Linked DNA regions of Mus musculus: all the other regions are linked to region 1. The links are chromatin contacts, found by POLR2A ChIA-PET in ENCODE. All regions are on one chromosome and are shown on one strand. The core of a region is the stretch at or near the end of the contact, and the rest is flanking DNA. Distances in the headings are between cores, read along the strand shown. Region 1 holds the start of Rab5b (RAB5B, member RAS oncogene family). Region 2 holds the start of Cd63 (CD63 antigen). Region 3 holds the start of A430046D13Rik (Riken cDNA A430046D13 gene). Region 4 holds the start of Esyt1 (extended synaptotagmin-like protein 1). Region 5 holds the start of Zc3h10 (zinc finger CCCH type containing 10). Region 6 holds the start of Pa2g4 (proliferation-associated 2G4).

Region 1 (3,858 bases), core at 670-3,169:
ATTTATATTTCAAGTTAAAGTAGTTTGGATACTTTAGTGGTTTTGTTGTTGTTTCTTCTTTTTCCTTTTTTTTTTTTTTTTGTCAGTGTGGATGGATTTGTTGCCATGTGCACTTTGGGATTTTGTAATTGTTAAAAGAAAATATTTCTTTTATGATTTTCTTCTCCCACTCCCTGTCCTCCAGTGTTCTGTTAATATTATTTGTAATTTAGTTTGTAAATTCATTAAAAGAAAATATTCTCAGCTGTAGAGTGAATCTCTTTCATATTTATCCTTCATTTATTTTTTTACTGAAAAAATGGTGTGGGTGATATTCTGAATGTGAATAAGCAGTATGTGTCCACCTAATCTCTGTACATGCAGGCCCTCCTGCCATGCTCTTTAGTGGGGTGTTTGTAAGGATGGAGAAACTGAAGAGCTTCCTTCCAACTTTCCCCTACTCACACAGGCACACCAATACAGAACACTGTTTCAATTCCTTCTTTTAGCAGCAACTTGAGTGGGCTTCAGGGGCCTTTGTCTCAACCCTCCATTTCCCAGGAAGTGTTCACCATTTTGTGTAGAGTTTTGTTTGTTTGGTCTGGTTTTGAAATTGTGTGTGCATGTGAGCCACAAGTGCCCGCAGAGGCCAGAAGAGGGCATATCATCTCTCCTAGAGTTACAGGCAGCTGTGAGCAGTGGTACTGGGAACAGGCCTTGGGTCTTCTACCGGAAGTGTATGCTTCTCTAGCTTGCCTCTAGGCCCTAGGTTCAATCCTCAGTACCGAAAAAAAAAAAAAATCCTCAGCAAAGTTGTCTAAATGTTTTTTCACATTTACAAACAATTCAGAAAATATCAATGTGAAAATATTTAGGAGGCTAAAGTGTCTTCAGACTACCACTTTCTGTTGTCATGGCAATTCACCCCAAAACTACTGTTCTCTAGTGCGCCACTAAAAAGAATTTACAAGATAAAAGTTGTTTAATTTCCTGGTTTTGGGTCTTTACTTTTTTTTTTTTTTTTTTTTTTTTTTTTTTTTTTTGGTTTTTCGAGACAGGGTTTCTCTGTGTAGCCCTGGCTGTCTTGGAACTCACTTTGTAGACCAGACTGGCCAGACTCAGAAATCCGCCTTGCCTCTGCCTTCCCAGTGCTGGGATTAAAGGCGTGCACCACCATGCCCAGCAGGGTCTTTACTTTCTTAATTTGACACAGAAAGCAGGGCACGGGGAGAAGAGAAGGTTAATGCTGGTATCATTGTTTTTTGTTTTTGTTTTTTTGGGGGGGGGACATCGTTGTGTAGCTTGGAACTCATGGAGATCCTCCCGATTGCTAGGATTAAACATGTGGGCCACCAAGCCCAGTTTACTCCCCTCCCCATCCCCCTTATACTGAGGTCTTGTTAAACTGAGTATCCCGGGTTAGCCTCAAACTCAGAACTGCCTCCACCCCAATCCACTGTGCTGAGATTGGGAGTGCCACACCACACCCGACCAAAAGCCTTCTTCACTTCTTCACTAGCCTTGCCTGCCTGTCAAATTCGGAAATTTCCCAATACTGGTTAAAATTTCCTTTTGACCCGCCTTCTTCACTCACCTGATTAGATGTTTACGAGTCGAGAGGCGGGGGAGGGGTGTCACGGGTGTTGAGGTTCTATTGGCTGACGCACATGCCTGTCAGTGATGCACTGCCCCCTTTCCCAGGAGCTCTCTCTTTAATGGCTACTTATCCCGTCAATCTTCAAGGCTTCTCGTGTAGGTATTGGCTTGCGGCCTCGCCAATCCAGTCTCTCACTTGTGCTAGTTGGTGATAGTCCCTCAGAGCCCGCCTTTCTCCAGAAGATTGGCGGGCGGACGCTCACATAGCCCACCCACCACGGTAGGCGGGTGATCTTGCGATTGGCTGGAGCCGCCCCGGCGAGGAGGAGGAGGAGGAGGAGGCGAAGGGGGTAGGAGTTTGGTTGAGCTGCAGCTGTTTGTCTGTTCCACACAGGCTTGGGCCCGACGGGGGATACGGAGCCCCAGGTACCGAGCTGATGGAGCCCACAAGGGCAGAGGCGGAGGTCCCGAGAGGAGCGCCGCCTGGCCTGTGGCAGAGGCGGGGCGGGCCGACGTCAGGGCTCCAGAACCTCCTGGAGAGGGCCGAAGGGGCTGTCCCACAGGCCTAGTGGGCGCTGAGGAGGTGATCGGCAGGGCTGGGAGCCGAGCCTCTAGTTGGGAGGCGGCTGGGTTCTGGCTGTGGTGGCCGCTCGGGGGCCGGGCGCGGGGACCCGGAGCCGGTGAGGACCAGGGCCGGCCTCGGGACTCTGAGCACCGCGGTGAGGAGGGAGGAGCTGGGGTCGGAGACCAGGCAGTGAGGGAGGGGAAGCCAGCCCATTTGGCTGGAGGTGTGGAGGGGACAGTGCTACGCCCAGCCCCGAGGGTAGCCGAGGCTGGGTCTCCCGAGACATCCACTGTTGGGGCTCTTAGCCGAGAGAGGCATTCTTTTCAGGGAAAGTGACTGTTGAAAGGGGAACTAGGGGTACTGGTGTTGCCGAGAGGGATTTGGTCTCACTGAAGTCAATGAAGAATGTAGAAGACCAAAGTGGAAGGAAGTAGAAACGGTTTGCTATTAGTAATGGGAACTTCTGGAATGATGGTGAGGGGAGGCTCAGTATCTTGGAAGTTCCTTACTCTTCTGTTCCTTTAGTGCTTGGGTGTGGTGATTTGAAGTTTTGGGGTACTTCAGGAATAGGGAATGAAGACAAAGGTAAAATTATGTATTATTCCATGGCGCCTGGCAGCTCTACGTCCAGCCCCCCCCCCCCACACACACACACCACTTTAGTTTACCCTGACCTCATAGCTAGTCATGACTGCACTCCTGTTTCCTTTAGGTTTGCTATTGTATTCGTTGTTTTTCCTATTTCATCTACTGTGAGAGAACTAAGAAAATTTGGGAGTGCTTTGCTCAGTCTTTCCCACTTCATAATGTGATCTGTGGTGACTACGCTTATTTAACCTAGATTTGAGGAACTCTGTCATTTGCATGGAAAGGGGCAAAGCAATCCCCAGCCATTAAAAAAAAAAAAAAAAAAAAAAAAGGACCATGTTTATTGAAACTTCTGTGAGACTTGCACTTGAGCATTTCCTAGATAGTTAATGGGACAGACTATTCACGCCAGGAACTGTGAGGTGATATCCCTGAAGGGATTTGGGGAAGAATTGAGAGGTTAGCTACCAGAAGGTTGGCACCATCCTTTCTTCTTTGCCCACTTATTCAGGAACGTGTGTGTGTGTGTGTGTGTGTGTGAGATTAGTTATTTAGGTCAAACCTTGAGGTATTTAGAAAGATGGATTATAGAGAATGAAGAAGTCTTTAAATTATATTATATGTAATAACCTGCATACATATGTGAGCCACAATGTCAGAGGATAACTTGTGGCTGTTTGGTATTCAAACATGGCATGTGTGTGTGTGTGTGTATGTATGCATACATATATACACACACACACACATATAGAGGGAGGGGTTTGCTAACCTGTCAAATTTTTTATAGATTGGACCCTATTGGTTTCTCCCTTAGGGTTCTACCTCCTCTTCCTCCTCCTCTTTCCTTTCTATACTAATGTTAGTGATCACTGAATTTATTTATTTTTTTTACCACATAGTGTCCTGCATATATACCACATGCATGCAGGACCCCTCAGAGGTCAGAAAAGGTACTAGACCCGCTGGACAATTAGGAGCTGCCGTGTTGGTGCTGGAAACTGAACACAGGTCTCTTACAAGAGCACTAAGGGCCGCCAAGCCATCTCCATAACTTGTATCACTACATTTCTTAATTATCAAAGTAACACATACATATATTAAAGTGTTTAAGCTGTACAGAAATATATAAA
Region 2 (3,858 bases), core at 452-2,951, 210 kb before region 1:
CCACTGCAATGATGACCACAGGCAACAGCGAGCCAGCAGTAGTCTCATGGGTAATGGCCTGCTTCAAGACAACCTGAACCGCTACACCAATGGCGATCAATCCCACTGCACAGGCCTGAGGAAAAAGGCGAGAGTTAGGTCAGATCCTCAGTCCAGTAGCCCTCGCACCCGACCCCCACCCAGAAGATAGATCCTACACCTCCAGGAAACACTGGCTGTAGACAAGGTCTGCCCATCCTTGCCCCACAATGAAGGCTGGGAAGTTGTTTAAGGCACACAAGGAGAAGGGAATCGGGAGGTGTCATGCTGCCTTTAAACAGCGCTTCGGCACAGGATATGGGTTACTTTCTATGGACTCCCAGCTAGAGTCTCTCCCAGAACTACCCCCTCACTCCAGTGACTCAGGTCCTAGGGCCAGCTAGGCTAGGGCGGAGGAGGGGGTAAGAGTGGCCCCTTTCGGGCCGGGCGTGGTGGCGCACGCCTTTAATCCCAGCACTCGGGAGGCAGAGGCAGGCGGATTTCTGAGTTCGAGGTCAGCCTGGTCTACAAAATGAGGTCCAGGACAGCCAGGGCTATACAGAGAAACCCTGTCTCGAAAAACAAACAAACAAAAAAAGAGTGGCCCCTTTCAGAACACACAGGGAGGAGCAAATGAAGGAGGGCAGAGCCTTTCCTACCCCCAAGTAAATGAGAGGGCTAAGAGAATGGAGAGGAATCAACGGTGTGAGGAGTGGAGACAGCCCCTTGGCGATACCATCAGACCGTTGGCAGGTTGCCCCACCACCCCGTACCACGAATGGTTGGGTCACCAGACAGGAAGGGCCAGGAGGGGGTTGGTTGGGGGTGCTCCCCGTCTAGGATGGCAATTCTCGGTCCAAACTTTACTCAGAGGTCCCGGAAAGCTGCGCGTGGGGGATGGGGAAGGGAGGTAGCGCGGACACGTTCTGCCTTTGGCCCTTTTCCCTGGGCTTTCCTTCCACATCTGGCCTCCAGCTGCCTTCATCTCTGGGTCCCTCACCCTTCACGGCTCCCGCTCCAAGACTCCCCCCCCCGCACCCCGCCCGGGCGCCCCGTCGCTCTCCCCGCACTACTCACGCAGAAGGCCAGCAGGAGAACGTAGAGCAAAAACTTGACACACTTCATTCCTCCTTCCACCGCCATGGCTGTTGGGCCTGGGGCCGCGGAGAACACCAAGGATTAGAGCAGGTAGAGCAGGCCGAGGGGCCGCCACATCCGCAGCTCCCCGCCGGCCTTCGCAGCCTTCCCTGCGCGGCCCCCATCGCTGCCCTCCCACCCAGAAACCCGCGGTCAGACCCACGTCTCCCAGCCCTCCCCGCTCGCCGGCCGGACTGGGGCGCGCCACGCAGCGGGGCCTCGGGATCTCGGGATCCCGGGACGCACGGAGGGCGCGGCCGGACTCCAGGTAGATCTCCGCCCGCCGCTGCACAGCGCCGATTCCCGATCCCCGATCCCGACAGGCCGCGACCCGAGACCCTCGCCAGCCCCTGGGCGCGAGCCTCCCCTCGGGTGCGGCGCGGATGGCGCCCCGCGAACTTCGAGGCAAAGTTGCCCCCACGGACGTCCCCCGGGTCCCCGGGCCCGGCTCACCTGCGCTCCCCGACGCTTCTCAGTACTCTCCTGCCGCGGCTCAGCCGCCGTCTCCCGTGCCCCCTGCCCGCGCCCCGCCTGCTGCACGGCCCCGCCCCGGCTCCGGCCGCCCCCCTCCCCCGCAGGGTGGCCGCCTTCTTCCCTCCCTCCCTCTCTCTCTCATGTGACACGGGAACAGCTGCGGCCTGAGTCACCAGGCTAGCAGGGGGAGGTGAGCCCCCCGCCAGGACAAGGCCACGTGGCCGCTGCCTGGAAGGCTCGAGCCAGGAGCCGGACCTCAGGGTTCCCGGAGCCCTCTGCAACCCAGGCGCCGTCTGGTTCTCTCTGGTTCAGGAGTAGGCGAGTCAGAGTCCAGAGGACGCACGGCGGCTCAGAGTTGCCCAAAGACAGAACTGAGCCAAAGTATCAAAACGGTCATCTGCAGACCTCAACCCACCGAGTACCCACCACGCAGCTCCCTCTCCGTCCTTGTTCAAGGCCCTGCCCCCCGCCCCATTCCCGAGCCACCCGCAGAAGGTGTGGGTTGAGTGGCACTGGGTGAAGTCAGAATAAACACTTCCAGAAAGCCCCTAGCTTCCCATCCTAGAAGTCTCCCAACATTCTGGACTAGGGTTTTATGGCCCCAGCTTCTCCATTTTCTAGAACTCCTGAGCTGAGAAAACCCTTTGAGGAAGCCCTTGTCTAGAACCCCGTTTCCATGCGTCAATCATAACACGTCAGAGCCTGGGCCCTCCTGGGAAAAGATTAACAAAGCCTTAGAGCTCCCTTGCTCCTGGATTAGCCAGTGGTTAATGGAGATGTGAGAAAGGACACTAAGGCCGGCGAGGCAATAGCATGGACTTCCGTATCTTATTCCTCTTTTCATCAGAGATGGCAAAACCAGGTAAAGGCGAGAGTTAGAAATACCTTTCTCCCGTGTGCCGCTGGTGGTTCACAGAAGGAACTGTTGTAAAAAGCTCAGATAGGACCGACCGGCCTTACACTCCTAACCTGAACTTTGTCCTTTTCTCCGCAGCTCCTTCTGCCTTGAGTTGCTTACTGAATCTGAAGGGAAGGGACTGTATATAAAGAAACAATTAAAACAAAGGCCAGCTGGTGGCACACATATGTAATCCCAGCACTTTCATATTCTCTCTCTCTCTCTCTCTCTCTCTCTCTCTCTCTCTCTCTCTCTCTCTCGATAGGGTTTCTCTGTGTAGACCCGGCTGCCCTGGAACTCTATCTGTAGACCAGGCTGGCCTCAAACTCAGAGATCTGCCTGCCTCAGCCTCCAGACACTAAAAGTCCATGACACCACACCTGGCACAAGAAAATCAAAAATTCAAAGCCACTCTGGACAGTTTAGTGAGACACCACACACACACACACCTATCTCTTTGGAATCAGGGTCTCATGTAGCCCAGGCTGGCCTGGAATTCCATATGTAGCTGAGGATAACCCTGAACTGCAGGTCATTTTGCCTCCACAAGTGCTGGCACCACCGGTGTGCACAAGTGCATCTAGTTTATGCAGTTCTGGCACCAGACCCAGGATTTTGTGCCTACTAGGCAAGCACTCTACCAGCTAAGCTGTATACCCAGTGCTAGTGAGACTATAGTTCAAAATGGCGAATGGAAATGCATGCAGATCTATGGTAGAGCATGTGTCACGAACTCAGGCTCAGTTCCCAGGCTACAAAGAAGTCTAGGCATGATGGTGAGGCCTGTCCTTCCCAGCACTATGGAGGTGAAGGCAGGATGGCTGAAGGTTACAGGCCATCCTGGGCTACACAACAACACCTTGTCTCAATCCAACCAAAACAAAATCAGTGGTATACACCTATAAGTATAGCATTTGGGAGACTGAAACGGGAGGATCCCTTGGTCATTCAAAGTTCAAGGCCAGAATGAGCTACGACTCGAGACCCCATCTCAAAAAAAACAAGAATAAACCTGAGCTGAGGACGTAGTTCAGTTGGTAAAGTGCTTGCTTAATATGCAGACAGCCTGGGCTTGTATTCTTAGCACCTCATGAACCAGGCATGGTTGTGGTATGTGCTTATTATTCCAGAACTCATGAGGTAGAGGCATAAGTCTCATGAATTCAAGATCATCCTTGGCTACCTAAGGAGTTTGAGGCCAGTCTAAGGAATTAGTCCTTGTCTCCAAATATGAGTAAATAATCGAATAATAAATCAGTACCAGATAAATGAAGAACCTTGGCGTGATAGCACATGTTTATTATTTCCATACTCAGGCTGAAGTAGAGCAA
Region 3 (3,858 bases), core at 1,011-3,510, 200 kb after region 1:
TCCCTTACTGAATTGCCTCGTCCAACCTTGATGTGGTGCGATGGATGTGCCTATTTAAATATGCCGTATTTGATCGATGTCCCTGGGAGGCCTGCTCTTTTCTGAGGGAAGCTGGAGGGGAGTAAATCTGGGGGAGAGGGGAGGTGGTGGGGGAGGGACAGGGGAAGGGGAGAGAGGGGAAACTGAGGCTGAGATATAGTATATGAAAGAATTAAAAAAAAAAAAGCCTGGCCAGCACACTTATCTTTGCTATCAATTTTTTTTTTTCTGTTGACTTAGAAAGTTAATGTCCGAGCTGCTGAGATGGCTCAGTGGTTAAGGGCACTGACTGCTCTTCCAAAGGTCCTGAGTTCAAATCCCAGCAACCATATGGTGGCTCACAACCATCTGTAATGGGATCTGACTCCCTCTTCTGGAGTGTCTGAAGACAGTGACAGTGTACTCACATATAATAAATAAATAAATAAATCTTAAGAAAAAAAAAGAAAAAGAAAGTTAATGTCCAGCTGGGCAGTGGTGGCGCACGCCTTTAATCCCCACACTCGGGAGGCAGAGGCAGGCAGGTCTCTAAGTTTGTGGCTGGCCTGGTTCTCTGAGGGAATTTGAGGCCAGCCTGGTCTACAGAGCGAGCCCAGGACAGGTGGGTGTACTGAGAGTTCTGGTTTCTTTAAAACCCCCTCATGTTATGTGCTTTTGTTTTAAGCCCAAGTGTGGGATATGGGGCTTCTTCAGTTTGTCCTCAGCCACTATGATTGTCTTGTGCTCCAAGAGGGGCATGGTTTTGCCATCTGCAGATAGTTTAATTCTAGAGACTCTGGAGAGGATATTAATACAAGGGCCCCTAGAAGGCCTACGGCAGCTGCTCCCCTTGCTGTTGCTGGGATGCTGACTTGCCCCTGGGAACACCACAACCTAACCAAGGAAGAAGCCTGTGGAGGTCTTCGTCCTCTTTCCTCTGTAGCCTTTCTCTCCTACCTCATGTTGTATTGGGGCGGGGGGGAGGGTTAGAAGGGAGAGAATAGTATAAGAACTCTCAATAAAATAGATAAAAAAGACAAAAGTCAACAGCCAAGCCTATGCAGAGAAACCTTGTCTCAAAATAAAAATAAAACAAACACAAAATCTAGTTGTATAGGGTGAACCCACAATTATTCAAGTTTCTGAAGTGATACACTGCTGTGTGATTATCACCACTTCTTTCCTTTCAGGGCTACGAGGGTAGAGCGCTTGCCTGGCATGCAGAAAGCTCTGGGTTAGACCCCAAGAACCTTAGAACACAGAGTAACAGGGAGGCAGGGCAGGCTAGCCAGTGCAGCAGCAGACTGAGGCCATTGAAAAACGTAAACAAAAAAGTCACACCGGACCACATATCTATTAAGATAAAACACAGCCAGGCATGGTGGCACATACCTTTAATCCCAGCACTCGGGAGGCAGAGGCAGGTGGATTTCTGAGTTCGAGGCCAGCCTGGTCTACAAAGTGAGTTCCAGGACAGCCATGGCTATACAGAGAAACCCTGTCTCAAAAAACCAAAAAAACAAAAAACAAAACAAACAAACAAACAAACAAACCAGGGGGGGTGGGAATCCTTTTTAATGGTGATGGAGACTGAACCCAGAACCTGAACGGTTGTAGACAATTGTTCTGCCAGCCAGCTCTAACTTCAGCCCTTATTCACTGTTGTTTTGAGTCTCACTGTATAGCCCAGGCTCGTTTGTCCCCCCCCCCCCCTCACCCCCCGACTTGGGATTACATTTGTGTTATCACCAAGACTGCTTTCTTGTTCTTGCTTTCTAGTTTAAGACAAGCTCTCAGGCGTCCCTTCCCTTTCTGCTCTGAAACTGGATCTTATGTAGCTCAGGCTGGCCCGAAGTCCCTACGTCCCAAAGACATCTGATTCTTCCTGTCTCCACCTCCTGAGTGCTGGGACCCAGAGCTTTGTGCAACCAACTGTGCTACATCCCTTGCACCCGTACAGACCTTTTTACTCAAGCTTTTTCCAGCCGGGGAATGTCCGTTTCAGGGTACAAAATTGGCTTGTGCCTCATTCTTCCTATGGCGCCGCTGGGAGTCTTCTACCCTGAGCTATTTCTGGTCCACTTGCTTGCACAAGCTCTAGTATGAGGCGCGCCGCCAGAGTTATTTATTCGTCTGTTTCGGGACGGTGGGCCGGTTCCCTCTCTGCACTCAGACATTTGCTAAACTCCAGGGAGAAAGTGCAAATACTCAGGCTGGGCAATGGTGTCGGAAAGGTAAAGAAGGACTGCAGAGCCCAGCGTTGCATTTGTTGGGTATCTCGGGGGGGGGAGACCGCGGTGCATTGGCGGCCTCAGCAGACGCCTCCACAAGGAGGAGAGTGGAAGCAGATGGCCAGGCTAAATTGTAAATCTTAACATCTACTTCAGTCAGTCTTTCGACCACTATCAAATGTGAAATAAATAAATAAATAAATAAATAAATAAATAAATAAATAAATAAAACGCAAAACTCTGCCAAGTTACACCATTCCGCAGCTAACAGCCTGAGGAAGCCCCCGCTGCCGCCCCGCCCACCGCCCGGCCCCTCCCACCGCCCGGGCCGGCCCCGCCCCTAGCCTTGCGGGCGTCTGTGGGTCTGCAGCCGCAGGGTCATGGGTGGGGACAGCTCAGGCCCTTTCAATTCCGGAACCGGCGCACGCCTCAGGACCTGAGTCACCAACTGTCACCAGGGGCCGGAAGTCACCACCAACTCTCACGGCTGGGAAAAGGTTTCCTGTGAGCCTGCGGGTGCTCGCGGACTACGACTCCCAGCATGCTCTGCGGCAGCCGCACTTAACCCTTCAGGGACAGGAGCTGCCCTGAGTCCCGCCCCCCACCTGCCCCTTCCTCGGACCCGGCAAGGTGAGTTTTGAGGGGCTGGGAGGGTCTTTTTCCTCTCTAGGGCTTAGGAGTGAGTGAAAGTGAGGGAAACGGGCGTTTTGTTTAGGAAGGATTCTTTATTTTCCAAAAATGGGACAATTTGCAGTAAAAAGATTCTGACGCCCTTTTGCAAATGGGAGACCCACTGCTACTCTGCGAACTCCAGGGCCTAAGTGGAATGACCAGTCTCTCAGAATGCCATGTAATTCTTCTTTATCCAAGAACAGAGTAGCCAGAACCTCCTAGCTCCCAAACATCATCTTTTCCCTTCATCAGCGCTTCCAGCAAGGTTTGTGACTCAAAGCTCAGCTAAGGTTTTTGATGTGATCCTGACCAATGGTGTGTCCGTGTGGATACCTATGAACTCCTTTGGAGGTCCTGTAACCTTTTGGGTTATTAGGGGGCTCTTTGTCTCCCAGGGCCCCCTCCATGTGTGTGTGTGTGTGTGTGTTCCCTCCATGCTCACTAGGCATTATAGCCTTTTGTTTGATTTGAATAACATTGTCTTGTTGAAAAATGTTCCTTCTTTGGAATTATGTGTGACAGATGTTAAGCCTTGCCTACACTGGAACCCCTAAACCAACATTAGGTATAGAAGTCAGTGGGTAATAACACGCTCGAGTTACTGTGCATAGTTTAAGGTTGGGGGTAGGTGGGGGCCCAGGGATTACAAGTTCTAAGGATACGGGAAAAGACAGAAGGGAGTGCAAAGGCCTCCTCTCACCTTTTACTGTTTCCAGAACAGATTTTAAAACTTCCCACCTGATACCAGCCCCCCACCCCTCTACCCCGACTCCACCCCAAGCCCTTGCTTTGCTTGGGCTTTCCCACGGTCTAAAACTAATGCAAGTTTTTGTTTGTTTTTCTACTTTAGTTTTCTTCTTTCTCCCCTTAGCTCCTATCTCAGAATCACTGGCAAACATCCTATCTTCACCCTGGAGGTTAACAATCCCTATTCTGA
Region 4 (3,858 bases), core at 808-3,307, 170 kb after region 1:
TGTTTAATGTATGTGAGTACACTGTCACTGTCTTCAGACATAGAAGAAGAGGGCATCGGATCCCATTACAGGTGGTTGTGAGCCACCATGTGGTTGCTGGAAATTGAACTCAGGACCTTCGGAAGAGCAGTCAGTGCTCTTAACCACTGAAGCATCTCTCCAGCCCCACTTAATCTTTTGAGAGAGAGAGAGAGAGAGAGAGAGAGAGACAGAGAGACAGAGAGACAGAGAGAGACAGAGAGAGAGACAGAGAGAGAGAAAGAGAGAGAGTGTGTGTCTTGCTAGCAGTGAGCTACCATATCTGGATTTTACAGACGGGATGGCAGAGATCTAAACTCAGGTCACTAAGCTTGTGGAGCAAAGGCCTTTTGCTTGTGGTTGCTGGGGAATGAATTTAGGTCGTCATGCTTGGGCTATATAAACAGAGCTGTCTTCCTAGCCTGTTCCTTCCTCCTCCCCTCCTTTCTGTATCCCCCAACCCCTGCCTCCTTTTGTTTTGTTTTATTTTGTTTCTGCTATTTATCTCAGGCTGCCTTAGCCTCCAAAATGCTGGGATTACAGCTATGTACCATCCCGTCTGTCAGAATTCTTCATTTTAGTGTCCTAGATGTTCCCAAGGGTGCTGGCTAGTTTTATATCAACTTGACATAGTCTAGGGTCGTCTGAGAGGAAGGAACGTTGATTGAGACGAAGCCTCCATAAGATCTGTAGGCAAACCTCTATGTAGAACATTTCCTTAATTGATAGGGAAGGGCCCAGCCCATGGTTGGCGGGGGCCATCCCTGGGCTGCTGGTCCTAGGTTCTATAAGAAAGCCGGGGGCTGGTGAGATGGCTCAGTGGGTAAGAGCACCCGACTGCTCTTCCGAAGGTCCGGAGTTCAAATCCCAGCAACCACATGGTGGCTCACAACCATCCGTAACAAGATCTGACTCCCTCTTCTGGGGTGTCTGAAGACAGCTACAGTGTACTTACATATAATAAATAAATCTTAAAGAAAGAAAGAAAGAAAGAAAGAAAGAAAGAAAGCCGGTTTAGCAAGCCAGTGAGCAGCACCCCGTCCCCCGCCCCCCATGGCCTCTGCATCAGCTCTTGCCTCCAGGTTCCAGCCCGGTTTCAGTTCCTGCCTGGACTCCCTTCAATGATGGACTATGATATGGAAGTGTAAGTCAAACAGACCTTTTCCTCCCCGACCTGATTTTGGTCAGCATCAGGAAACTATTGCAAAATGTAATAATTACTGCTGCCGTTGAACACCGCCCCTCCCTGACTATAATCTTAATCGGCCCTCTATGATAGAGATGACTAACTCTGGATTCTAAAAAGAAACAAAATCTCACTTATCTACCGATCTCCTCCCCTCACCCCACTTCTTCAAGACTGGAGTATTAGAACTCTAATGTTCATCACGCCCCAGCTGTCGCTGACTTGTTCCTTTTCACGGACAAGATAGGGGGACTGAGGACAGCACAGACAGGGCCGCTAGACAGGGTCGGTCATCCTAGACTTTCGTTCTAAATCGGTCTAATTTCCCTAACGTTTCGCAAGGGCAGCCAGTAAAAACTCAAAGAATATTCTTAGAGGCAAAAACGAACGTTCTCTGAGTATCAAACGCTGGGAAAGTTGACAAAGAATATTTAAGATTCAGACCAAACCCTGCCAAACCATTTGAACGTGTGGAGAGATACACCCTCAACTCTAGCTCACTCTGAACTCAGTAATTAGAGTAGCGGCTCTGCATGACGTAACTCCACAGGCGCTCCAATCCCACGTGGGAGGAGCAGCTGCTCCCGCCTCTTAAGTGGGACGCTACGCCCCGTTCTCTCCGTGACCAGTCAAATACTGTCTTTTGGTTTCTTTCCCCCCCTTTTCCCGCCATCCAACCCTCCCATCTTGACCCTCTGGTCCAATCACGGAGGCCCTGCCATCCCAAGTCCTCTCTAGCTTCCCAAGTCTACGCGGCGCTGCCCCAACAGGCAGGGGCGGGGCGGGGCTTGAGGTCCCGGGGGGAGCACCATATATTACTGGGGGGGAGCTGGACCAGACACTGAGCTGCCTGCAGCTGCTCGGGCGGGCACTCCCAGAAGCTGCCCCATGGAGCACTCCCCTGAAGAGGGCGCCAGCCCCGAGCCGTCAGGGCAGCCCCCTGCCACGGACTCCACGCGGGACGGGGGCTCCGGGGTCCCACCTGCCGGCCCAGGTGCGGCGAGCGAGGCCCTGGCGGTGCTGACTTCCTTCGGGCGCCGCTTGTTGGTGCTGGTGCCGGTGTACCTGGCAGGGGCAGCGGGTCTTAGCGTAGGTTTCGTGCTTTTCGGCCTCGCCCTGTACTTGGGCTGGCGCCGGGTCCGCGATGGGAAAGAACGGAGCCTGAGGGCAGCGAGGCAGCTGCTGGATGACGAGGAGCGGATCACCGCAGAGACGCTTTATATGAGCCACCGGGAACTACCTGCCTGGGTGAGTTACCACTTCAGCCCTTGGTGCAGTATAGCTCTTCCTAGCCCCTCAACTTGGGGCTCTCCCACCCTACAAAGTCAGCTCCCCCACCTAGGACAGCGGGCCCCCAGACTTTGCATCGTCCCGTTAGCGCTTGTGTGCTGGGACGCACCACTCCTGGACGCGGCCACCCACTCTCCCCGCCCACCCTTGCCGCAGAGCGGATCCTTCCACGGAATCGGGACTTCTTCCTCCGTCTCCTCGGACTACAGCAGTACATCTGAGCTGCCGCTCCCAGCCAAGCGTGTAGAATGCTCGCTCCTCCTGACTTCTGGTGCCACTCGCGCCTTTGCCGCGCTGCCTCTGGGGATCCCTCCACCCCCCACCCCGCGATGGCTCAGAGGTTCCCCCGCCTTTGCTAGCGCTTTCAAGGCTTTTTATCTACTTCAGGGCATTAGGGTTTTCCGTTTCCTGCCTTGTCTCTAGGTACCCGCTGAGACCCAGCCCTGCAAGCATTGTTCCGCTGAGTCCCAGCACCTGGAAATGACCTATCGCGGTCGCCTTCCAGCCTCAAGCCAGCCGGGCTGCTGGGCTAAGGGAGGAGGAGGTTCTGGGAAGAGGGTAGTGCGGCAGCTGTAGTTCCCGCTGCTCCTTTTTACTCGTACCCAGGGCGGCCCCACCCTTTTCCGGACTGTGAGCAGCCTTCGCTCGCTCGTTTGCTCAGCCGACCCAGGCCCTCATTACTATACCCTGTCTCCTGGGCTGAAAAGATGCCTCCCTCTGACCTTGCTAAGCTGAGCGGGTTACCAACCCCTTTGGGGTACCCTCCCTACTCTTCTCACTTAGAGGTGACAGGTAGAGAGAGGCAGACACCAGTCACACTTGCCATTCCCTGGAGAGAAAAGAAGAAGAAACGGTTTCATGTGCCCTAAGTAGCAACTGTTATTGCTACTCTTTATCCTTGGAATTAACCCAACACCTCCCTACCTCCGTGTACAGCACAGGTGTCCTTTCCCACTCAGGAAGAAAGAGAAAGGAGCTAGGGAGGAAAGGAATGAGGGAGAGAGTGCGGAGGCTTGCGCAGGCACTAGCGCACCAGCGCACCAGGCCTAAGACTTCCTGCCAGTCTCTAGGTTATCAGGGTTTGGTTTCTTCTTCACCTTCTTATACTGGAGCCCACGCCCGGTCCCAGGGGAGCAGGGAAGGCTGGACAAAGGAACTAGGACTTCTTCATCCCAGGATTCCCCGGAGTTCTGATTTGACAGGATCTCCTCCTGAAAGAATGTACCCTTCTCTTCAAGACTCCTCCCCCTCCCCCTCCTTGGCCCCAGAAGCTGCCATTTCGCATCTCTGAGCTAGCTGAAGCATCTCTATGTGGCCCCACATCCTACCCACTCCCCTTATTAAAGAAGCCTCAGTGTCCCCAA
Region 5 (3,858 bases), core at 894-3,393, 150 kb after region 1:
TCCTGTCGTCTCTGGTGATCTGAAGAAATTGCCTGGCGAGGAGCCTCGTTGCCACAGTTTGCCAGTAACACTGCCATCAGACTGGAGTTGCATCCTTTGTCCGCCTGTCTTGCCTACCACAGACAGATGACTAAAGGACACCCAGAGCCACAGATGATTAGCTATCCCCCAGTTGCTCTGGATCCTCAGCCCTAACCCAGGCTCTGCTACTTTTCCCTGATTCCCAATTTGTATAAATGTATGTTTTATGTGTGTGTGTGTGTGTTTTTTTTTTTTTTTTTTTTTTTTTTACTTTAATGTATTTGTGGTGAGGAAATAGAAATCCTTTCTGATTAAAGACATTTTTTTTTTTTTACTTAAAAAAAAAAAAAGATCCATCTGCCTCCCAGGAGTTGGTAATAAAGGCGTGCGTCATCAAGCCAGGGCAAAACTAGTAATTTTTACTACAAGCCACACCTATTAATAGTAGTAAATGGAAGTGTTTACCAAGAAACTACAACTCCCATGAAGCAACGAGGGAGAAGACGGAGTGGTTTTTTTTTTTTTTTCCCCGCCTATTTTTTCTCAGTCCCATACTGGAAACAGGTGCTGGTGTTGAAATAATACAATATCCTTAAAATAGACGGAAAGGTGGGGCTTGATAACACGCACTCTAGTAAGGCAGCCGGAAGTCGCTGTCTCGAGCAGCCCCGCCCTAAGGGACGACACACGGGCCGGCTCGGAAGTGACGACACCGAGCACGCCATTAAATAGCAGTAGGCCTCCCTCTCCGCCCTCTCGGTCTTAGCGCCATCTTCCTTGGTTAGTCGCGGGGTTTTCTGGCGTTCGGGTTTCCAGTGCAATCCGTTAACATCCGACCTCCACATTCACTATCATCACAGCGGGCTAACGGCATTTTTCCCTCTTTCTCTCTAGAGACTCCTGCGCCATGAGAGCGAAGGTGAGCGGCTCTTAGGTGGTGAATCGGGCACCTAGTCCCCGCCATGGTTCCTCTGCGGGCTTCCAGACGGTTTGCCTCGGGTGTTCGCAGTCAGGGAGAGGCTTAAAATTCTTGCTGAAGAAAAGATGGGGTGGGAAAATGAGGGATTCGGCTCTAAAACTGAACCGGTGTCCTTTGTCAAGCCCTGTGTTCTGAGCAGTTTCATGGCCTTGCACAAGCCTGTCTCTAACATTCTTTTTTGTCTCCTCACATGATCGGGTTTTTTTAGTGGCGGAAGAAGAGAATGCGCAGGTACGTTTAATTTTTCAAGACTACCTTGGGGCAGTGGGGGCAAGCTCGGTGTGGGATATTTGGTTGGAAGAAAATATCTGGCGGGAAGGAAGCAGGAGTCGCCGCCCAGTACAGCAGAGCTGGTGCTTGTTAATCTCATCGTCTCTTGTACTCGTGCACTAAGTGTACGTATTGATAGATGTGCAAAGGAAAAAAAAAAAACTCAGGTTTGTGTGCCTTCCATTCCAGGCTGAAGCGCAAGAGAAGAAAGATGAGGCAGAGGTCCAAGTAAGCCAGCCCGTGCACCTACGACGCCTGCAGGAGCAGAAGTGAGGGATGCTGAGGGCCGGGACAAGCTATCGGACTGTGTGCTGCCATCGGTAATGAGTCTCAGTAGACCTGGAACGTCACCTCGCCGCGATCGCCTGGAGAAATGACCGCCTTTCTTACAACCAAAACAGTCCCTCTGCCCTGGACCCCCGGCACTCTGGACTAGCTCTGTTCTCTTGTGGCCAAGTGTAGCTCGTGTACAATAAACCCTCTTGCAGTCAGCTGAAGAATCAAACTGCTGTTACGTGTTTTTTTGCGGTTCCTTGGGGTGGGGACTCGAGTGTGTTTCTGTATAGGCGACATAGTTTGGGTGTTTGATCTGGCTGGAGCCGGTTGAGTGTGCGCCCGAGGTTAAGTTACAGAGTTGGTGCGTTCACAGCGCCACTCCTACGTTTTGGGGGTACCACTGCGTAGAACCTGACGCTGAGCGGAGTTCCGGGTCCGGCGGAGTCCTGTTACCATGGTGATGCGCAAGGCTTGTTGGGAGCTTCCTGCGCCTACTAGCACGCAAGTTGGACCATAGAGTGTGTTTCCGGGTCTGGTAGCTAGAGCGTCTCTTTCTTCCGCAGGAAGCGGAAGAACCGTAGGGTGGGCGGCTCTTTGTCGAAGCTAGAGGACCGGCAGGCGGCAGCAGCAACTACGGCGGCGGCGGCAGGTGAGGGAGGCGGGAGACTTAGGTGGAGGCCGCGCCCGGAGGGGAGGAGTCGGGGATGGCCCAGCGACTGGGTTCTGCCCGGCCACACGAGCCTCCCCCAAACCCCCCGGAACCGACCTGGCTCTTCCTCGTTACCCAGGACAGAGCCCCTTTTCTCACTGACCTCGCTTCCCAAGCAAACGCCAGCCCCGTGACGTCACAGCCCTGCCCATCCCTCCGCCTGATGTCACCCCGAGCCCCCCTCCCCTTTCACTTCCTCAGTGTCCCAGTCACCTGGTCCACCGCTGAGTGCTGGCACCGCATCGCGGAGCCGGCCAAGCCAGAAGACTTCCAGGGAAACTCGTAGGACTTTTCGTGAACTCTAGGGTGTTGGGGGATGGTCGTAATCACCGCCCCCGAGTCTAGTCTCGCCTTCCCACTGACACTAGTCAGTTGTTGCCCTTGTCCAGCTTTCAGGTTTGGCTGGCGTTCCGAACTCCAACCCTAGATCGGATTCTGAACCCCATATCCTTCTCATCTTGAGGTAAAGCTCCGCTAACCTTCCTCACCAGGAACTGTTTTGTTTTTTAGTTCAGCTTCCCAATTTTTATTGGTCGGTTCTAGCCCTTATCCTTCTTAATAGGGACTTCTCCTTGTGATAGGTGACGTTCACTTTGACCTCTTAAGGGAGCCTAAAAGCCACAAAGCTCTTAGCTTTTTGTCAGAATTCATTCCAGTGTATGAAAACCACATCATATCCCTTTCACGTTTTTCCCTTGTTCTACTCAAATCTCCGTTTTTTGTTTTTTTGTTTCTTGTTCAGAACCCAGCAGTGATGTGGAGGTGGAGACTCACGGGAGCCCCGGACTTCACCTGAGCTACCTCAGGTATTAATTCTGGGATATTGGGGTGAGGAAGGCTATCATATCCAGTTATCTGCTTCTAGTGGGACTTGAAACATTGGTCAGGCTTTGAAGGCATTTAGTCTTCACCTGATCGTCATTTATGATCTTTTAAGGGCTTGTTTCTTACCAGTTGTTTCTTATATTCTGGGGCTCCTTTTCCCATCTTGTGTATTCCTGTGCATCTCTGACTTCTAATCTGGTTAGTTATTCTAGCAAAGTCAAGGAAGTCAAGGAAACGGGAAATCAAGAAAGGTATCTTTATTCCCAAACGGAAACTAGGAACTTCTCTTATTTGAACAGTAGGGGGAGCCTGAGTCCTACTCAGGGAACATTTAAAAGATTAGACACGTGGTAGCAGGGACTCCCAGTCTTAGACTCCCAGGGTTAGAGAGAAGGGAGGGCTAGAATTAGGGCAGTGGACTGACATTCCAGAGCTCTCTTGAGAAACAGGAGACTTAAAAAGCTTTTATAGAGTCTATAAATAAAGAGGATTTTTATGGGGTAAGGAGTGCTATGGTTTGATATCAGTGGGATTTTCATGGAGTGGGGTGGGGAATGGGGAAAGAAAGGTCACCGTTCCTATGAAAGTAACTCCTTTCCACCTTGTCCTTCGAACAGTTCGTCCTGGGGATCTAAAAGTAGAAAGTTCAGCTCAGAACGTCTTTCCATGAAATGAGGGTGTTTGTGTGTGGAACACACTGGGAGATGGACAGGTTTCAGGGTTACCCTGTAGCTAGTGACACCAGTTTTGTTTTGTTTTGTTTTGTTTAACCAGGGAT
Region 6 (3,858 bases), core at 781-3,280, 130 kb after region 1:
CTTCAACTCCACACACAGCAATCCCATCTTCACCTCTCAAAGGCTGTGGCTACATGTGTGAGCTTCCAGACTCCGTTTGTTGGTGCACTGAATCAAGCAAATGCAGCCAGCCACGTTTTCCTCCAGCACCCAGGCCTCTCATCTCAGGAAGGAGTGGAGATGACACAGGACAAGTAACTAGACATTTTTGTGTAAGCTGCAGGCCATTTACGTTGCAGATACACACTCATTACAAGCCAATTCGCAAAGGTTCCAAGACTCCTATTTTGGGAGCTGTTCTCAACCAGTAGTGATAAACTTCTGGTGGGATAGAAAGAGGATCCATCTTCAAACCTCAAGTCTTCCTGGATGGGAACTGGGGGGAATGTCTTCTTGTACCATTAAAGTTTTTTTGTTTTGTTTTTATACGTGTCTAAATAAAAATGTCAGAGTTTTTTTGTTTGTTTTTGTGGATTCCTGTCAAGTGGAAAGTACACATGACCATCCCTTTTCTTTGCTTCTTAACAATGGGTGGCTTTCTCTGCTTCTGACATTCTGTCACAAGTAATGTAACCAATCTTGATTTGTTCTAAGATTTTAATTATGGGTATGTGAGAGAGTGGGAGTTTGGGAATGGTGTTATGTGCACGTGAGTGCAATGCCCACAGAGGCCAACTACACAGTGCTAAGAGTTACAGGTGACTGTAATGTTCTGGGAACTCCCTTCCCTCTGCAAGGATACCAGGTTATACCAACCAGGTTATTTCTCCAGACCCTGTTTGCATTCTAGTCTTTTTCTTTTGTTTGTTTTTTCGAGACAGGGTTTCTCTGTGTAGCCCTGGCTGTCCTGGAACTCACTCTGTAGACCGGGCTGGCCTCGAACTCAGAAATCCGACTACTTCTGCCTCTCAAATGCTGGGATTAAAGGCGTGCACCACCAGTGCCCGGCTTTGCATTTCTAGTCCTTTCTACTAAAGGGTTTTTTACTGGGGATCCCTACAAAGGAACAAAAGTGTAAACAATTAGGAACAAAACCCTAACCCCCTGATTGTTGGGAGAAAATGAAAAAGCTCAAGCAAGCCTTGGGTTGTTTTTATTTTTTCCTACACAGGTTGGGTACTGAAAACTTGAAATGATGCAGAACTTTTTTTTTTTTGTTCGAGACAGGGTTTCTCCATATAGCCCTGGCTGTCCTGGAACTCACTCTGTAGACCAGGCTGGCCTCCAACTCAGAAATCTGCCTGCCTTTGCGTGCGCCACCTCATCCCGGCGATTCAGAACTCTTAAGAGTGACCAAATCCCTCATAAACGTTTCCCTTAGATGGCCCCCATCAAAAACCACGGCTGGAACAATAGTGCTATTTTATTCTAGTCTAGTAGGAAGTCTGGCCTTTTTCTATTAGCAGGCCATGGTACATGTATAATCACCCAGACTGTCCAGTTAGTGCTCGCTTCCAGCACCCTAGGACTTCCACCTCCGCTCAGCCCCTCCCAGAGGTTATCCCAGCACTGGAGGATTTGACCAGCCAGGCCGGTCGCGCCGGCCGACAGGGGAATCCAAGGCTACGCGCACGGGACAACCGCCCAAAACGTACACACACACCCACTGACCCTAGTCCTATGGCTCCAGGCTCCACCCTGTTCCACCCTGCCCAGCGGCCTCTCAACCCTTTTCTCCCTGTAGCTCCACCCCTCCCCGCTTGGCCCGCCCCTCGCTGTTACGAGCTCAGGGTCGGCGTGAATGAGAGGTTTTTCCCGGAGAGACCACGCTTTCCCTCAAGCTCCCCAACGGCTCCGCCTTCCCGCCGGGGCCAGACTCTTCCCAGCGTGCCCGGCGATTCCGGCGTGCGCAGACTTGGGAAGGCAAGTCCTCCCAGGGCCTGGCGGACGGGCGCGAGGAGCAGGCTGGGAATTGTAGTTCTAGAGCCCGCGAGGGCGGCTGGGAACTGGCCGACAGCAGGACTCATTGTCCCAGTGTGCCCTGCGCCTCAGCCCGCGCGCTCGCAGCTTCTCGCTCTCTCTGCCCGCCCTCCCGCTCCCTTGCTTGCTCGCGCTTTCCTCGCGGATCGAAGAGACTCTAGCTACAGCCTGTGGCTGGGAAGGGAGACGGAGGCCGCAGCTCAGGGAAAGTGAAGCTGCAGTAGTAGCAGTAGGAAGATGTCGGGCGAAGACGAGCAGCAGGAGCAAACTATCGCCGAGGACCTGGTCGTGACCAAGTATAAGATGGGGGGCGACATCGCCAACCGTGAGTGCGGCCTCGGGGGTCTTGGAGTCGAGGCTGAGAGGGAGAGGTTTGGGGCTCTCTCCGGAGGGCTGTGGCGTCTGGGTCTTGCCGAGTGAGCCACCGAGGGGCGCGTGCCGACTGCCGGGGGCGACGTGGTGGGGAGATCTGGTGTCGCCCTGGGGACTGAGCAGCCATGCCTGGGCTGGAGAGTGGAGGTGCGGGCCGGCGACCGCGAGGAGTACAGAGAGGGGCCCAGGCATGCTCCGACCCTGGGCGGTTGGTAAGGAGGCAAGGCGCGTCGTCTTCTGCCCATACCCTTCGGTCTGTCCGGATCTATGCTCCCGACTGGCAGCAGTGAGGCCACCTCGAAAAGGAAGCGGCCAGCTGTTGGCGACGGAAGCGCCCCTCTGCCAGTCGCGGCTCTTGACCCGCGGGAGCTGAGCCGGCACGTGTTGCCAGGTCCCTGTGTGCGGATCGATGGCTCCCCACTTCCTCTCCTACCGTGCTTCCCCACCACGTGCTTTGCTAAAGTCTTTACTTCAGGTCTTCTTAGTGGGGACCCCCTTCGCCCCTTGACCTAGCTCGAGGGGCCGTTGGAAGACACTTCTGGAGCTTCTAAAACAACCTGGCTTTCCTGTATGACCACTGCTCCGGTTTTTGAAGGCGGCCTTTAATATTTGTTCCTAGAGCCTCTACAGTGTTTTGAGGTTCTGCTTAGACAGCTGGGCAAGCCTGTCTATAATACTGAAAAGAAGTGGAGAGAGACACGGATTTTAGGATTATAAGCATTTCTTAAATGATCTTTACTCTCCTAACAGTTGTCTGCCACTTGGACAGATAACTTTACTGTTTTCTCTTTCCAGTTCTTTCCCTCCCTTACCCCCTTATTTTTGGGGCTTTCTGTGTAGCTTTGGCTGTCCTGGTACTCCCTTAGACCAGGCTGGCCTGAGAGATCCGCCCACCTCAGCGTTCCAGAGTGCTGGGATTAAAGGTGTGTGTAACCATGCCCGGCTCTTTAACATTTTAAAAATTAAAATTCACTTGATAAAAACTGTCTTAGACTTGGCAGTGGTGGCTCACGCCTTTAATCCCAGCACTTGGGGAGCAGAGGCAGGCGGATTTCTGAGTTTCAGAGAAACCCTGTCTTGAGGAAAAAAAAAAAACTGCCTTAGGCCTTTAGAATGGACTTGACAAAATACTTGGAAGAAGGTATTTAGGGTGTCTTTGGTTACATCTTAGTTCCTCTGGAATCCAGAGAATAAAACACATAAGAAATCATCAAACCTAGAATTCCCATGATCATAAAGACATACACAAAATGATAACCTTATTTGGGGTGATGTTTTAGTATTTGCTGTTGGTTTGAATCAGACAGAATCTCCAACCCCACAGGCAACTTCAGATAATAGTTTTGAAACTGGTTACATGTGATCTTGATATACTGGAAGTAAAGTTTTAGCCCTCTGAATCTTTAAGACCTTAGGTTAATTCCCCTGGGCTTATATACTTAGACATGGGGAAATACAGCCACATAAATTATGATTACTACTTTGTGTCTGGGGAGGGACGGAGGTAACATTTAACAATGCTTCAACTTTGACTCAGCAGTTCTCTACCTCCCCATTGTCCCCGACGCCTATAAATGTCTTTTGGTC

What was found. ChIA-PET counts read pairs that join two places held with the same protein, here RNA polymerase II (POLR2A).
Region 2: POLR2A ChIA-PET joins it to region 1 with 11 read pairs in embryonic stem cell. The contact joins the promoter of Cd63 here to the promoter of Rab5b in region 1. POLR2A ChIA-PET finds 5 or more read pairs at or near these places in 4 of 5 experiments (Patski and embryonic stem cell).
Region 3: POLR2A ChIA-PET joins it to region 1 with 11 read pairs in embryonic stem cell. The contact joins the promoter of A430046D13Rik here to the promoter of Rab5b in region 1. POLR2A ChIA-PET finds 5 or more read pairs at or near these places in 3 of 5 experiments (Patski and embryonic stem cell).
Region 4: POLR2A ChIA-PET joins it to region 1 with 13 read pairs in embryonic stem cell. The contact joins the promoter of Esyt1 here to the promoter of Rab5b in region 1. POLR2A ChIA-PET finds 5 or more read pairs at or near these places in 5 of 5 experiments (Patski and embryonic stem cell).
Region 5: POLR2A ChIA-PET joins it to region 1 with 12 read pairs in Patski. The contact joins the promoter of Zc3h10 here to the promoter of Rab5b in region 1. POLR2A ChIA-PET finds 5 or more read pairs at or near these places in 3 of 5 experiments (Patski and embryonic stem cell).
Region 6: POLR2A ChIA-PET joins it to region 1 with 15 read pairs in Patski. The contact joins the promoter of Pa2g4 here to the promoter of Rab5b in region 1. POLR2A ChIA-PET finds 5 or more read pairs at or near these places in 3 of 5 experiments (Patski and embryonic stem cell).

Annotation. Positions count from the first base shown.
Region 1 is chr10:128,694,329-128,698,186 of GRCm38, reverse strand. Rab5b (RAB5B, member RAS oncogene family) reads left to right here and starts at 1,919. Exons shown (of 6, transcript NM_177411.4): 1 at 1,919-2,001. It overlaps Cdk2 (cyclin-dependent kinase 2), which reads left to right. Exons shown (of 8, transcript NM_183417.3): 8 at 1-248. It also overlaps a transcript of Pmel not described here.
Region 2 is chr10:128,907,709-128,911,566 of GRCm38, reverse strand. It overlaps Cd63 (CD63 antigen), which reads right to left and starts at 1,701. Exons shown (of 8, transcript NM_007653.3): 1 at 1,609-1,701; 2 at 1,096-1,172; 3 at 1-115. The coding sequence starts at 1,161.
Region 3 is chr10:128,497,649-128,501,506 of GRCm38, reverse strand. It overlaps A430046D13Rik (Riken cDNA A430046D13 gene), which reads right to left and starts at 2,260. Exons shown (of 2, transcript NR_131151.1): 1 at 1,981-2,260. Myl6b (myosin, light polypeptide 6B) reads left to right here and starts at 2,822. Exons shown (of 7, transcript NM_172259.1): 1 at 2,822-2,879.
Region 4 is chr10:128,524,058-128,527,915 of GRCm38, reverse strand. It overlaps Esyt1 (extended synaptotagmin-like protein 1), which reads left to right and starts at 2,057. Exons shown (of 31, transcript NM_011843.2): 1 at 2,057-2,452. The coding sequence starts at 2,093.
Region 5 is chr10:128,546,031-128,549,888 of GRCm38, reverse strand. It overlaps Zc3h10 (zinc finger CCCH type containing 10), which reads left to right and starts at 2,143. Exons shown (of 3, transcript NM_134003.2): 1 at 2,143-2,195; 2 at 2,998-3,061. Rpl41 (ribosomal protein L41) reads left to right here and starts at 721. Exons shown (of 4, transcript NM_018860.4): 1 at 721-801; 2 at 916-940; 3 at 1,209-1,231; 4 at 1,460-1,779. The coding sequence starts at 929. The coding sequence ends at 1,502. It also overlaps the pseudogene Gm9176.
Region 6 is chr10:128,564,106-128,567,963 of GRCm38, reverse strand. It overlaps Pa2g4 (proliferation-associated 2G4), which reads left to right and starts at 2,030. Exons shown (of 12, transcript NM_011119.3): 1 at 2,030-2,224. The coding sequence starts at 2,137. It overlaps Erbb3 (erb-b2 receptor tyrosine kinase 3), which reads left to right. Exons shown (of 28, transcript NM_010153.2): 28 at 1-441.